Linked DNA regions of Mus musculus: regions 2 and 3 are each linked to region 1. The links are chromatin loops, found by intact Hi-C in ENCODE. Cell type or tissue: left cerebral cortex. All regions are shown on one strand.

The links. Peaks named below come from ENCODE experiments on the same cell type or tissue, not always from the same donor. Only the 100,000 strongest peaks of a DNase experiment are listed, where the experiment ranks them.
Region 2: it touches region 1 in a loop (2.6-fold over the local background); 2 of 42 quality-filtered maps call a loop at or near these places.
Region 3: it touches region 1 in a loop (2.6-fold over the local background); 2 of 42 quality-filtered maps call a loop at or near these places.

What each region holds. Positions count from the first base shown.
Region 1 is chr14:116,542,752-116,545,251 of GRCm38, forward strand. No RefSeq gene overlaps it. Among named protein-coding and RNA genes, the nearest start is that of Gm52093, 340 kb to the right of the region's middle. In left cerebral cortex, no CTCF peak of the experiment used is centred here; a DNase peak (open chromatin) is centred at 1,162.
Region 2 is chr14:115,830,520-115,833,019 of GRCm38, forward strand. All of the region lies in intron 7 of Gpc5 (glypican 5), which reads left to right. Among named protein-coding and RNA genes, the nearest start is that of 4930505G20Rik, 420 kb to the left of the region's middle. In left cerebral cortex, a CTCF peak has its summit at 1,013 (motif pointing right); DNase peaks (open chromatin) are centred at 1,017 and 1,581.
Region 3 is chr14:115,842,587-115,845,086 of GRCm38, forward strand. All of the region lies in intron 7 of Gpc5 (glypican 5), which reads left to right. Among named protein-coding and RNA genes, the nearest start is that of 4930505G20Rik, 430 kb to the left of the region's middle. In left cerebral cortex, no CTCF peak of the experiment used is centred here; DNase peaks (open chromatin) are centred at 1,425 and 1,666.

The sequences.
Region 1 (2,500 bases):
TCCAATAGTGAAGAAGGCACTGGTGAGCCATCCCCAAGGAAGTAAGAGCAGGAGAGCTAGTCCAGTCCCTCATCCCTGCAACCCTGAGAGTAGACACTGCTCCTTGCCTGGGTAGCACAGTGAGGCTGACTCTGAAGGCATTGTGTGTAGGTGAGCTGGCCCTGTGGGCAGGAGAGCTGACCTTGTTCCTGCTGATGGTGACACTGGGTGGCCTAGCCAGAACTGTGCTGAAGAGCTCACTCACTCTGGTGATTAGGATAAGGAAGAGCAGGTAGGACGACCAGATCTGCTATCACCTAGGCCCAGATTTAGGGCTCTTAGTTGGCCCACCCCAAAACGATATCATTTGTGAATGGTTGGGACCCAGGAAAATGCCGGTCCAGCTGTTCCCAAGTTTCAGGAACTCCATGACACAGGGCCACAACAGAATAACTTGGAGGAGTTCTGATGAAGATCCAACATTGATGGTGTTACAGAATCCAGAGAACAGGAACAAGAGCAGTGACTCAGTGCAATGAGCATTTATAGGTGGAAATGTGTGGCCAGAGGGATAGACTGTAGGGCCCCCTGCAGCATGCGACAGCTTCTACTGTGAGATGTGTTCTATGCTTTTGTACTTGTTGCTGTCTACTTGCTTGTGTGTTGTTTACTTTGGGGGGAGATTTTTAGGGGAAAGGGAGAATATGAGGCAATGAGGAGAAGAACAGAATCCGGGTGCAGGATGTGAAACTCAAAAAGAATCAACAGAAAGTTTTCTAAAATTAGATCTCTGTTTAAGAATAAAAGACAATTATAAGCTCATAAACTAGCAATGGACCATGCAGAGGGGAAATTAAGAAAATAAAAACTCATTTACAAAACATCAGAAAGAATATAATAAGTTTAATAAAAGACCAAAACTCCCACATAAAAAAACCTTAAATATACAACAGTATTTTAAAAAGTAAAGACAACCTAAATAAAAGAAAAGAAATTTCACAACTCTGCATCAGAAGAGTTAATGATGCTTAAATGGCAATCATCTTTGAATTCATCTACATATCCAATTTATTCTCTATCAAAATCCCAGCTGGCATTTTTGGAGAAAATAACAAGAGAGTCCTAAAATTCATATGCAAATACAAGTGACTCAGAATAAACAAACAGTCTTAAAAAGAGAACAAATTTGGAAGATTCTCTCTACTTGACTTTAAGATTTACAGCACAGGCAAATGAAGACACTGCTCTGTTGGTGTAAGAATGCATGACAGATGGGGCCCCAGCAAAGGAGAAATGGCTACAGGGTCTCAACCATCAGTGTAAAACAATTTGCAATTGATCATTGCCTACTAAGGGAAAACCAGTTCTCTCCAATGGCATGTAACTGGACATATCAACCACACTCCAGGGCAGGCACCATCACCATTCCCAGGAATAGTCACTCTCTCTCTCTCTCTCTCTCTCTCTCTCTCTCTCTCTCTCTCTCTCCCTCTCTCTCTCTGTCTCTTGTGTGTGTGTGTGTGTGTTCTTATCGGTCTTTTGATTGTTTTGATTTTCAGTTTCTGGGGTGCTTGTGTACTCAATTTTTAAGAAAGAAAGAGAAAGACCATAAAGTTGGGAGTGTAGGGAGATGGAGAGGATCTGAGATGTGTTGGGAGAGGAGAAAACATGACCAAAACATTTTATTTAACTTTTTAAAAATAGAATAAAGTAACAAATAACGCAGGTCCACCATCAATAGATTTGAGTTCTCAGACAAGAAAAGGATTCCTTACTCACACCACTTGCAAAAATCAACTGAAAATAGATCGTGGGCCTAAACATAATAGGTTTAACTATAAAATTTTCATAGGAAAGAATATGAAGCCTTCATAAACTTTCATCTTTCAGTAATGGTTTCTTGCACCAAACCAAAAGCATGAGATAAAAACATGAATGATTAAAAGGATTTTACTAGAAGACAACAATTTTGTCATTCAAAGGTAAGGAGACCCCTGCCCCATGTGCAACAGAGGGCTACCTTGTCTGGCCTCCGTGGGAGATGATGAACCTAATCCTCCCCAGGGGGGGCTCCACCCTCTCAGAGCCAAAGAGAAGGGAGATGGGGAGAAGCTCTAGAAGGGGGCACTGGGAGAGGGGGCAGCAATTGGGATGTAAATTAACTAATTAAAGACAACATAGAGATAGTAAACTGATGAAAATTTGGTATTAGCATATTTAATGAAAGATGTGCATTTAGACCATTTTCTCTTATATATCAATAAGGCATATGTAAACAAATATGATATGGACAAATAATCTGCATAATTTTCTCCAAAGGATGCATGCGAACGGCACAGAAAACAGCAGCATCCACTGTGAGACGTTAGGGAAAGAGTCAGACACCACATTACTCACGGAAAGGGTAAAAACAACAAATGTTGGCAAGCATGGTGAAAAATTAGAGTCATCAACTTCTTACACTTAGAATGGGAAATGGCGGTGCTCTTGAGAAATCAGAGTGCTACAGTTACTCGGCTAC
Region 2 (2,500 bases), 710 kb before region 1:
AATTCTTTTAAATATATTTATTGGTTTTTTATTTATTTACATTTCAAACGTTATCCTCCTTCCCAGTTTCCCCTCCACAAACCCCTTATCCCCTCCTGTGTACCCCCTGCCTCTATGAGAGTGCTCACTCACCCATCCATCCACTCCTGCCTCAGTGCCCTTGCATTCCCTTACGCTGAGTCATCGCTGAGTCATCGAGCCTCCACAGGACCAAGGGGCTCCCCTCCCATTGATGCCTGACAAGGCTATCCTCTGCTACATATCCAGCTGGAGCCCTGGTTCCCCCCCCCCCCCACCATGTGTACTTTAAAATCCTAGTCAACATGTATGAAAACCCTCAGTGCAATCCCCATGTCCGTCCACAGGTCAGACTCCAAAGGAAGGCATGCCCAAGTACACACACACACACACACACACACACACACACACACACACACACACATCTTACAATGCCATACCCTAGATTGTAACTTTTTTTTTTCTCTTGAAAGCAGTACAAATTTAAAATCAATTACAATTAACCTAGGAATTTTAAATGTGACTTTATTGAGACTTGGGTCTTCCTATGGAGTTACCCCCTCCTCCTCAGCTCCTCCCAGCCTTTCCCTAATTCAACCACAGGGATCCCGGGCTTCTGACCATTGGTTGGGTATAAGTCTATGTCTAACTTCAGCTGCTTGTTGGGTCTCTCAGAGGGCAGCCATGCAAAGCTCCTATCTTTAAGCATATTATAGTGTCAGTAGTAACTGGACAGTAAAAAAAAAAAAAAGATAAAAATCAATTAAAACAATAAAATGTGAGGTTAATGCAATATTACTCTCCACTCACTAATACTTTGTATTAATTTGGCATTATGCAATGTTGTGAATGGATTAAAACTGAACAAAGTATGTATGTAGTAGTATAAAGTTAATATATGTTTAAGAATACCCAGTGTTTCTTTACAATTCCTCATCAGGATCCCAATGAGCTAGAAAAATGCTCCTGACGATTAAAAGCGATACTGCTTCGTACCACCAGGTGGCGCCATAGTCCTCGCTGACGTTATTCAAGGAGTGCTTTGCAGAGATGAGTCCCCAAGTACAAAGACTCTGGGCTTTTAGAACATTTTATTTGAAATAATGAGACACGTGTGATTAACTTCCTAAAGAATAATTTTACTTTTGTCATTTTGGGTAAAGATGTGCACAATAAGTAAAAATGAGCAGCTGTTGAGAATAAAAGGAAGTTGCCTCATTTAGAAGCTATTAATTTCTTCCATCATTGTTCCCTCCGTTCTCAGACTTAAATACTCATATGCAGCACCTTATGATGAGAGACGAAATAAAATTTTCTTTACTCTCAAGATTTATTTTCTCTTTTTTAACCACAAATATGCGTCTCGTGTGTATTTAATTACTTTATAATGAGAATTCTACTAAAGTATTTTGGCTCTTTGTGCAGTTTGTTTGTTTGTTGTATTGGAACATGGTCCCACGTGGCCCAGACTCGCCTAGAAGTCACTGTATAGCAAAGAACGATATACTGAGTTCTTGGTCCTCAGCCTCCTCTTCCCATGTACAGGAGTTCCCTGTGTTTCTCACCACACAGCTAACCCCATTCATTCGTAAGAGTCTGCCACAACACCCCCTTCACTATCCACCCCATCACTTCCCCCCCATACACACACACTCACATGCTCAGTCTTGTGAAATCAGACGCATCAATCAGTCATTGTCTCCAATAGCTCGTCCTTGAGAGAGCAGGACTTTTACGATGACTAATAAACATATAGCATCAACAAGTTGATTTTTTCGTTTGTACCTGGATAATTTAGGAGCAGCATGCTTGAGTGGGGGCACACCTCTGAACAAGCCCTCTCCTCATTGGTTGTTAGGATGAGAGTAGGAATAGAGTAAACAGATGACAGCTTTGAAAAGAGTCAAGACAATGAGGAGAGAGGAAGCCATTGTTCAGAATGTGCATAGCCTGGCCCCTCCACTTTCTCTGAGATCCTGTGTATAAGATTAAAAGGCATTATTCCCCATTTCACTCATGGACTAGTCCCTAATCATATGTCTACTGCTTTAACACTTTATTTTTGATATGTAGGCTAAGAAGGATTGATTTGTAAATATTTACATATACTTTTTCTGAATTAAACAATTAAAATCATGACTGTGCACACTTATTTTCATTCTTAATTTGAGCGTGGAGGGAATGGCATAGTGGACACTTTATAGTAACTTCTGTTTGCTGTGTCAGCAGGGGTGGAGTTGGCAGAGTCTTCACTCCTTGACAGCCAAGCACTTTGTATACTGTTATAGAATAGAGGTCACAGGCAACCACTCCCTCTAATACTAGGTTATTTTGATAGGTGGATCCAGGGGTCACAATTTAGCCACAGAGAAGCTCAGTATCTTAGGGCACTGTGAGATCCAGTTGAGAGGTGGGGCCAACATAGCTGAGGGGTGGGGCAGCCTAAACTGTGGGGTGGGGCAGCTTAAGCTATGGGATGGGG
Region 3 (2,500 bases), 700 kb before region 1:
GGGATACCATAGGACTTGGAGATCTAGTGAATGACACATATGGTCTTCAGTTGATTTAAAGTATGCAGTTCATTATTGAAAAGTGTTTAGCATCTTAGATACTGTCAAAAACATGTCTAACTCTTTTCTATAGAAAATATCTTCATGCCAGCCATCATGTTAAAGAGAGCTCCATACTCTGTGGCACTCTGTGGTACTCTGAGGAACCCTGTGGCTAGAGAATCAGGCCCTGGTGGACAGGAATTTCTATTGCCACATGTGCTGAAGCTTCTGTGACAAGTGAAGAGATGGTCAGCCATCACAGAGAAGGAAATAGCATTGGAAAGGTTCATTTCCCATTTCACTGGACAGACTTTTGTCTGGACCTCTAAAATCTGCAATGCCTAGCTTCCTTCTACTCAAGAAAATATAAATAAAATATAAAACATTTACATTCCAACCCCCCTTTAAGATGAAATACATATTAAACTAATCAGTGACGTCATTTATTTCCATGCAATAAGTGTCTTAATGACATAATATGGTTAATTTTTAATGTTAGAAATAAAAAATGAATAATGAAAAATTTTATATCATCAAAAATTATATACCTTGGCTTTACTGTGATTTTAAATGTTCAATAGAAATGAAATATTATCTTTCCAGCACAACTAGAATTTCAAAGAGAATATTTATCATTTTCATAATTTTCATGAGATTGACTATTTTTTACATAAATATTAAAAACTCAAAAGTCCAATTCTGCTAACAATATTAATATTGGACTTACCCTGGGAATCTATATATGCCCAAAAGATTCATACATTTGGCAAATTTTATCAGAGAAACTTTGAAGATTTTTTTAAAAATTCAGGCACAAATGTTAATACTGTATGTGTCAATTTTATATTTTAAAGCCACAAAATATCCTGTAGAATAGTATATAATATCATTATGTGCCAAATTCTTTGGAAGGAATAGATAAAAGATAAAACCTAACATATACTACATACATAAATACACAGACACACATACAAACAAACATACAGATAAATACAGATAGACACATACAGATCCACACATGCATAATCACATACACCAGAGATGCACACACACACACACACACACACACACACACACACATGTTCAGAACCTGCTAAGAATTATTTGATTTCTGTGACTATACTAAGATGGAAAGAATCTAGTCTTGCCTCGGTCTTTGTTTGGTCTGTTATCACTGACAAAATGTACTTTAGAAGCTGTAATGAATTATGTTTGACTAAATTTTCTTTTGATTACATAAAAACATATACATACAGGATGGCTAAATGATTTTGTTGCTGTCTGAATTCTCTTTCTCGTACATTTCCCTTTTCTCAAGTACCAAATAAAACTGTGCCTACACATCTGCTGTTAGGACATGAGCTCTAACTGAAAGAGTAGAAAGAAATGTTCATCCCAATGCAAGTCCACGTGAATGGACTATAAAATTCCTTCTTCCTTGACAGGGATAAATTTCACATAGAATGTTTTAATCTTCACTTTTAAAAATAACTATATTATCTGGAGCTATTTTGGATCTGAACATGAAAACTCAATTCAGACATGAATCTTGTTTATATAAAGTAGGTAAGTTGACTCAGAAACACTGTAGAAAGCTTTCTGAACATGGAACCAGAAAGTTAAAATGTTGAGATCCACCTGCCCCCTTCGTTTCCCACTGTGCCATCCTAAAATAGCCCAGGTTGTGCTTTGATTCTTACAAGTCTCTCAGCAGAAATGAAGAAGAAGGAGAAGGAGAAGAAGGGGAAGAAGGAGCAGAAGGGGAAAAAGGAGAAGAAGGGGAAGAAGGAGGGGGAGAGGGAGTGGGAGAGGGAAAAGGAGGAGAAGGAGAAGGAGGAGGAGCAGAAGAGGGAGAGGGAAAAGGAGAAGGAGAAGGAGGAGAAAGAGGAAGAGGAAGAAGATGAGGACGAGAACAAGAAGAACAAGAACAAGAATGAGAACAAGAAGTACAAGAAGAAGTTGTTCCCTTTTCACCATTATTTTGGAAGATTCTGGAAGAAGTTTCTAATGCTGAAGATCAAGCAGTAGTTACTAGTAGTATTAATAACTATATTAGTCATTATAGCAAGATGATTCTATTGTGATGATTGGACTACCCTTGGTGAGGTGGCATTGAGAAAACAACATCTGTAATCATCACTCTGACTTCATGAAAGATAATGCTGCTGGCTCCACTCTTAACTTTTCAGAGTGCAAGAAGTGTCTCAAGCAGAAATTAGAAAGAATCCCTTTCCCAGAATGAAGAGAGAGTAAATAAAGTTTACACACATTGACATGAATGGACATGCTCGCACATGTGCACATGTCCAAGCAGCTATACCACCCAATGACTAGAGCTGTCTACTTTCCCATTCATTTGTCTTCAGTTTCCTCAGGCATGGCATGGCCATCTCTAAATTCCAATGAATACTAATGCTGTTGAATTTGCATAATTTAGATTATTCATGAACTTTATACT